Regions from separate parts of the Homo sapiens genome. Here region 2 is linked to region 1. A link is an interaction called in ENCODE POLR2A ChIA-PET data of the cell type or tissue named here. Cell type or tissue: Panc1. All regions are shown on one strand. Each heading gives the region's core, and the rest is flanking DNA. Links, peaks and the distances in the headings are about the cores only. Region 1 overlaps HMGA2 (high mobility group AT-hook 2). Region 2 overlaps MSRB3-AS1 (MSRB3 antisense RNA 1).

Region 1 (2,920 bases), core at 259-2,758:
TACTTTGCTCTCTCCTTTTCCCTTGACCTTGGTGATGTCAGAGGTCAGAGGTTAAGTCAAAAAGTATTTCCTATACAACAAAACCGTGCAACTTAGGGCAACCTTTGATATGATTCTTCATGTTTTGCCAGTTGGTACTAAACATTTACTGGCCCACAAGATGTTTTACTAGCTTGAAAGTGCATAAGCAAGAAAATAAATACATCGGTAATCTTTGTGACTTAGGCAGTATAAATCATTATGCTCCTTGAGTGAGTAGACGAGTGAGTATTTGTAAGTCTGATTTATTATGAACTATTTACTGCACTGGCCAAGGTACCATGTAAAAGACGAGTGTTAGAGTGAGAATGCTTTCCCCTTTCCTCCTTCCCTCTTTGTATGTCTAGACTAAAAGCCCCCAGTAAAAATGCCTTCTTTGAGAACGAGATGCTGACTGCAATTCATCAACTTGCTTGTCCCAAAATGAAATCTCTCATTTTGCTCCAAACAATGTTTAGGTTGTCTGAAATATAAACATCCTTAAAACTGCCCTTGAAGTCTCTGTAAAAACATTCAACATTTTATTTTGAGGGGGAAGAAATCCCGTGATAATCAAGGCTTACTGAGATTTCTTTGCCCGGGTGCACACCACCCACAGAAGATGTTACTTGCAAGTAAAAACTCTTTTTTTGAAACAGAAAGCTTTGTTTCCAGTCTTTTAGAAACTGAAAACTTTGCAATTCTCTCATTGGGAAATTGAAAAGGAGCAGGTTTATACCTGTCCTAATTGCCAGAGGCATCGTTTGCCAGGGCTGTACAACAATGGGGAAAGTGGATTGAAAGGGTGGAGAGCTGTTAGGATTTTAAAAACCTGTTTTCCCTTTGGGTAGAAGAAAGGTGAGAGAAAAATGTCTGAATTACATTTAGGGAGTCCCTTCAAGTCTCAGATTAAAGCCTTAAAAGGGAAATAGCAATAAACGATCAAATACCTGATAAACTAGCGAAACTTTTTTAGACATCTCAGTTGGAGAGACACTTATTTTTATCAAAGTAAAAACTTGAGTAACAAAGCACCCTCTAATAATAATAATAATCTGGTACTTTTATGGTGTTTCTTTTTTTAAAAAAAGAAAAAGAAAAACCTACCACCATTTCCTACTGAAGAATGTAATTCATATGACTGAGAATTCAACTGCTCAAATTGCTAAAAAACGAGCTGCTTTCTATTTCTTTCTTTCTTTCTTTTGAGATGGAGTCTCGCTGTCACCCAGGCTGGGGTGCAGTGGCACAATCTCTGCTCACGGCAACCCTCCCCCGCCAACCAGGTTCAAGTGATTCTCCTGCCTCAGCCTCCCGAGTAGCTGGGATTATAGATGGCCGCCGCCACGCCCGGCTAATTTTTGTGTATTTAGTAGAGATGGGGCTTCACCATGTTGGCCAGGCTGGTCTCGAACTCCTGACCTCCCAAAGTGTTGGGATTACAGGTGTGAGCCACTGCACCCAGCCTCATTTCTATTTATTTGTAATTAGCTGATTTCAATTTATTGTTTATCACTTGAAGTGGAAATATAGTAGAGTTATTTTGTAAGCTGTTTTCATTGGTTTTGGAATTTTAGAAAAAAGTTAACGTACATATTACAGATTTTCCCCTTTAGATTTTTAAGAGACTATTAACTCTCCCATTAGGATTATGGGACACACTTGATGTTTGCAGCTGATGACACCTGGTGGATTTCGCAAACACAAACCCCTGCAACAGGGTGGTCCTTCACTTTTCATTTCTCTCTAGATGCATGTACTTGTATACACAAACACAAGTGCGTATGCAGGTGCTGAGATTTATCATAATTCTGAATTTGTCTCCTCAGAATAAACTCTGCTGCTTTGTACCCCAGGTTCAACAAGGGCCATTCTTGAAGTTCTGAGGAGACTTCAGCATTGGGCAGTATGAGGATACTTCACCACAGAGCCTTTGTAATTCTGTATACGTGTGACATAAATGCTAGGAAGATGATTCTGAATGCTTTAGCCCTAACAGTAGGATGGAGCAATTACTAGAAAATTTCCTCCAGCTAAAAAATTCCTGCCTTAAAAAACATTCAATGAAAACACTTGACGTCAAAGAGGAAGTACTTTGGAATAAATCAGGATTCTAGAATTTTTGAGACTATAAATCTCTGGAAATGAAAAACTTAACAGTCAAAAATAAGTCAGAATGTAATAATGCTACCTGGAATTTATATAATTATGCATCTCTTGTAATGTTCTTGGGAGTAAGGGAAAAGGCATTATTATTATCCCATTTCCTAGATGGATAAATAGAGCAAAGAGAAATTAATTAGCCCAGTGATGGGGCCAGAAAGAAAAACGTAGGTCTGTTTACACACTGCTGAGCCCTTTTCTTTAGATGTAAAATATTTAGTTGTGCTAAAATTTTTACCACCTCAAAAGCGATTCTGAATGTAACCCCTCAAAGTGCTGTTGAAGGAAGGATATGAGGCTGAGTTAATCCAGATTGCCTCATGGGAAAGCCATCTGGGAGGGTATTTTGAAAGAAACAGATGGAAAAGGAAGAGATTCTTTTGAATGTAGTGTAAAATTTACATTATCCTCCACGAACTTTCACGTAGTTTTCATGTTTATATAATTCATCACTGTGTCATTACACAATATAAATTAGGTAGCCCAATGAGCTCATGTTCTTTTTTATAATTCTGAGTCTGAACTCTCCTATAAAGGGCAAATCTGGAACAGGGTCTGTAAGATAGCCAGATTGATCCTTGAAGATCAACTCAATCCACTTGTGGCTTCTTTGAGATTCTGAATTCTCTTGGGAAAAACAACTGTGATTTCACTTATATTATTTCTTGATGTATTAATGTCCAACTTGCAATCAGTTCTAGCCATATTAATAATCTCCACCTATGATGTATTTGTTCTT
Region 2 (2,920 bases), core at 225-2,724, 370 kb after region 1:
ATGAATACTAAAACCTTTTTTCCAAAGGGTGACTAGAGACTAGGTAAAGAAAGAATGGCTATTTGGTACTGTGCCCCCAAGTTTCTGTGCCTCTGGAGAAGGTGTGCTGGCTCCTGCCCAGCTTTCCACACTCAGAGACCTAAATCCTCCCAAGACTCATTCTGGGAAGATCTTGGCATGAGGACACACTGGCTATGCCCAGGCTGGGCCTTCCCAGAGGTTTGCTTAGCTGGGACCCCTCACCCAACTAAGCCTCCCCACCTGTGTCAAGGAGGTGGCTCCTAAAAGAGCATAACTACCATTTTTGCAGAGGATCGTGCCTTTTTTTCCTCCTCAAGAATAGCAAGGAACTACTACAAATGGCCTCAGACATGGTAATTTAAGAGGCAATAGGCCTTTTTATTTTTGACCCAAGGCAGAGCAAACTTCATTTAATGACTAGGAGTTTTTAACAGCTTACCAAATGAATTTTTCCCCACTATGGAACAGTGGAAGTTGAGAAGTTCCTCAGCCCACGGAAAGTTCCTCAGCCCACAGGAAGGGCTTGGTACATGAACTCTATCAAACGTGCTCTGAAATGGGATGAGTTGAATCCAATTCATCTCCTAGAGACAGGGCATGGGCCATTTTTGGAAGCATTGTTTGTTGTAGAGAAGTGAGAAATGTTTTGAGAGTCCAACTAAGATATGTGTCATATGTTTTATATCAATGGCTATGCTTTTTTTTTTTTTTTAATCAGGTTTCTGTTGTTGAAACTTTTCTAGAAGTATCTGCTCCTTAGGCCTGAGCTGTGTTGCTTTATTACTGCTCTGATCTGTCAGGGTATTCCTGGGAGACTGTGCAGCTTTTCCTAAAATCAGGAATTCATTGTATAGACTCTGTTTTTCAAATACTTTCTTAAAGACTGAAAGCCAGGCTCAGCCTCTTATCTTTGGAATTAGCATCTATTAGCACTACTCTGTCATGGTACACAAATGTCACTCTTTTTGGTTGTCCAATAAACATCAGAACTTCTTACCCATATTTGAAGACTTCCACGCTTTAGGATTCTTGGTGGAAGCTCATGTTATCAACTAGTACAGAAGCTAAAAATGCTGCATACATACTTATTGTTTCCCAAATTTCTCTAGAGCTAGGCGCGAGCATGTGGCCCAGGTTCCCCAGTAATATGTACCTTTGCATACTTGGAATCTAGAAGTCATGATGCAAGAAGCTCGCATTGCAAGGAAGACTCTGGTAGTGGTGGCAGCTGCCCATAGAATCTAGGGATCATAAGCAGCTATGATGTCCTCACCAGAAAGGTTCTGCAATTTGATTCTGAGCATTGTTCCTGGCTATAGAGTTCAGAATCTTCTCTAAGGCACCTGGCAATTCCACGAGCTACTCAAAAGCCTTTTAAGAGCCGGATATGGTGGCTCTTGCCTGTAATCCTAGCACTTTGGGAGGCTGAGCCCAAGGGTTTGAGACCAGCCTAAGCAACATAGTGAGATCCAGCTCTAGAATAAATTTAAAAATTAGCCAGGTGTGGGGGTGTGTGCTTGTAGTCCCAGCGACTTGGGAGGCTGAGGAAGGGGGATCACTTGAGCCCAGGAGTTTGAGGCTGCAGCGAGCTATGATTGTACTACTGCACTCCAGCCTGCGTGACAGAGTGAGACTGTTTCTCAAAAAAAAAGTGGGGGCCTTTTAATAATTTTTTTCCTTAGAATGGCTGTCTGCTGTTTACAACTAAATATTTTCACTTAAAACAGTAGAAATAAGTTTTAAATAGGTAGAAGTTCCAATTTTTTGATAACAAAATCATCTTAAATTATAAAACTGTACACTAATGTGGCTCAGAGTCTTTGAACTTGAGAGTGCATTATGAATATAAATACACATATATTTACATATTCATGCAGAAATATGTATAGAAACATAAACATGTACACATGTATATGTATGTGTGTGCATGTCCAAGTCACACAATTCAATATGTCACATTAGAATTGGAAGTCAGTGGCTTCCAATGCCAAACTTTAAATTCTCTTCTGTAGTTGTTAGGTCACCTGCCTTCTCCACAGTCAATTGCTTTCTGTTCACTCCCTCTTTATTGAAAGAATGTACTTTATTTTTATCAAGCTGAACAGTGTTCTCCTCCTTTCCCAACCAATTTCAGCTGAGCTAATCACTGACACAAACTGAACTAAGACCAGTGTGGGCTATTCACCCACACCAGCCATGGAGTAGCATTCATTTTGAAGCAGAAACACTAAACATTAAGTGAAATGTGCAGTTGTTAAAAGGGAAGTGTGTGCCATATACCCTCAGGGACATGTGCTGTACTTAAGGAAATCTGGAGGCTCTGAAAACCTGGTTCACAAAGCGCACACACTTTTCTACAACAAGAAATCTAATAATGCAGAGAAAACTGAAGGAAACTTCCCTGGAATCTCCACGTAACTAAGTGCTTTCCAAAGCTCTTAGCCAAAGCATGAGAATGTTTTCTAAGTTTTCCCCCTTATAGATTATAGCATTTAATCTTCGCAGTGACTCTGGAGGGCGAACTAAGGCAGGCACTACTACCTCCATCTTAAAGATGGAGAAACCAAGGCCAAGGTCAACAGTAAACTAATGGCTCAGCCAGGACTAAACCTATGAATTTCTGGGTCCTAATTCATTGCTTTTCCCCCTTCACCATGCCATTTCTCAATGTTTCAGGGGTGGTTTTCTTGTTTCCTTCTTTTGGATGGAACTGTGTGTGTGTGTGTGTGTGTGTGTGTGTGTGTGTATTTATATTTGTATAAATATATATTTATATTATACATTTTAATATTTTGTTAAAATATATAAATGTACAAAATATATAAAATACTATATGATGAAGGACTTTCAGTCAAAGGTAAAGATCAAGAAATTGCTTATGTGTTCATCTTCAGAAAAG

The links. Peaks named below come from ENCODE experiments on the same cell type or tissue, not always from the same donor. Only the 100,000 strongest peaks of a DNase experiment are listed, where the experiment ranks them.
Region 2: POLR2A ChIA-PET joins it to region 1 with 5 read pairs; 2 of 35 experiments call an interaction of 5 or more read pairs at or near these places.

The regions. Positions count from the first base shown.
Region 1 is chr12:65,953,488-65,956,407 of GRCh38, reverse strand. All of the region lies in intron 4 of HMGA2 (high mobility group AT-hook 2), which reads right to left. Among named protein-coding and RNA genes, the nearest start is that of HMGA2-AS2, 6.2 kb to the right of the region's middle. In Panc1, for the core only: no CTCF peak of the experiment used is centred there; no DNase peak of the experiment used is centred there; H3K27ac peaks cover 2,500 bases.
Region 2 is chr12:65,587,448-65,590,367 of GRCh38, reverse strand. All of the region lies in intron 1 of MSRB3-AS1 (MSRB3 antisense RNA 1), which reads left to right. Among named protein-coding and RNA genes, the nearest start is that of LINC02454, 14 kb to the left of the region's middle. In Panc1, for the core only: no CTCF peak of the experiment used is centred there; no DNase peak of the experiment used is centred there.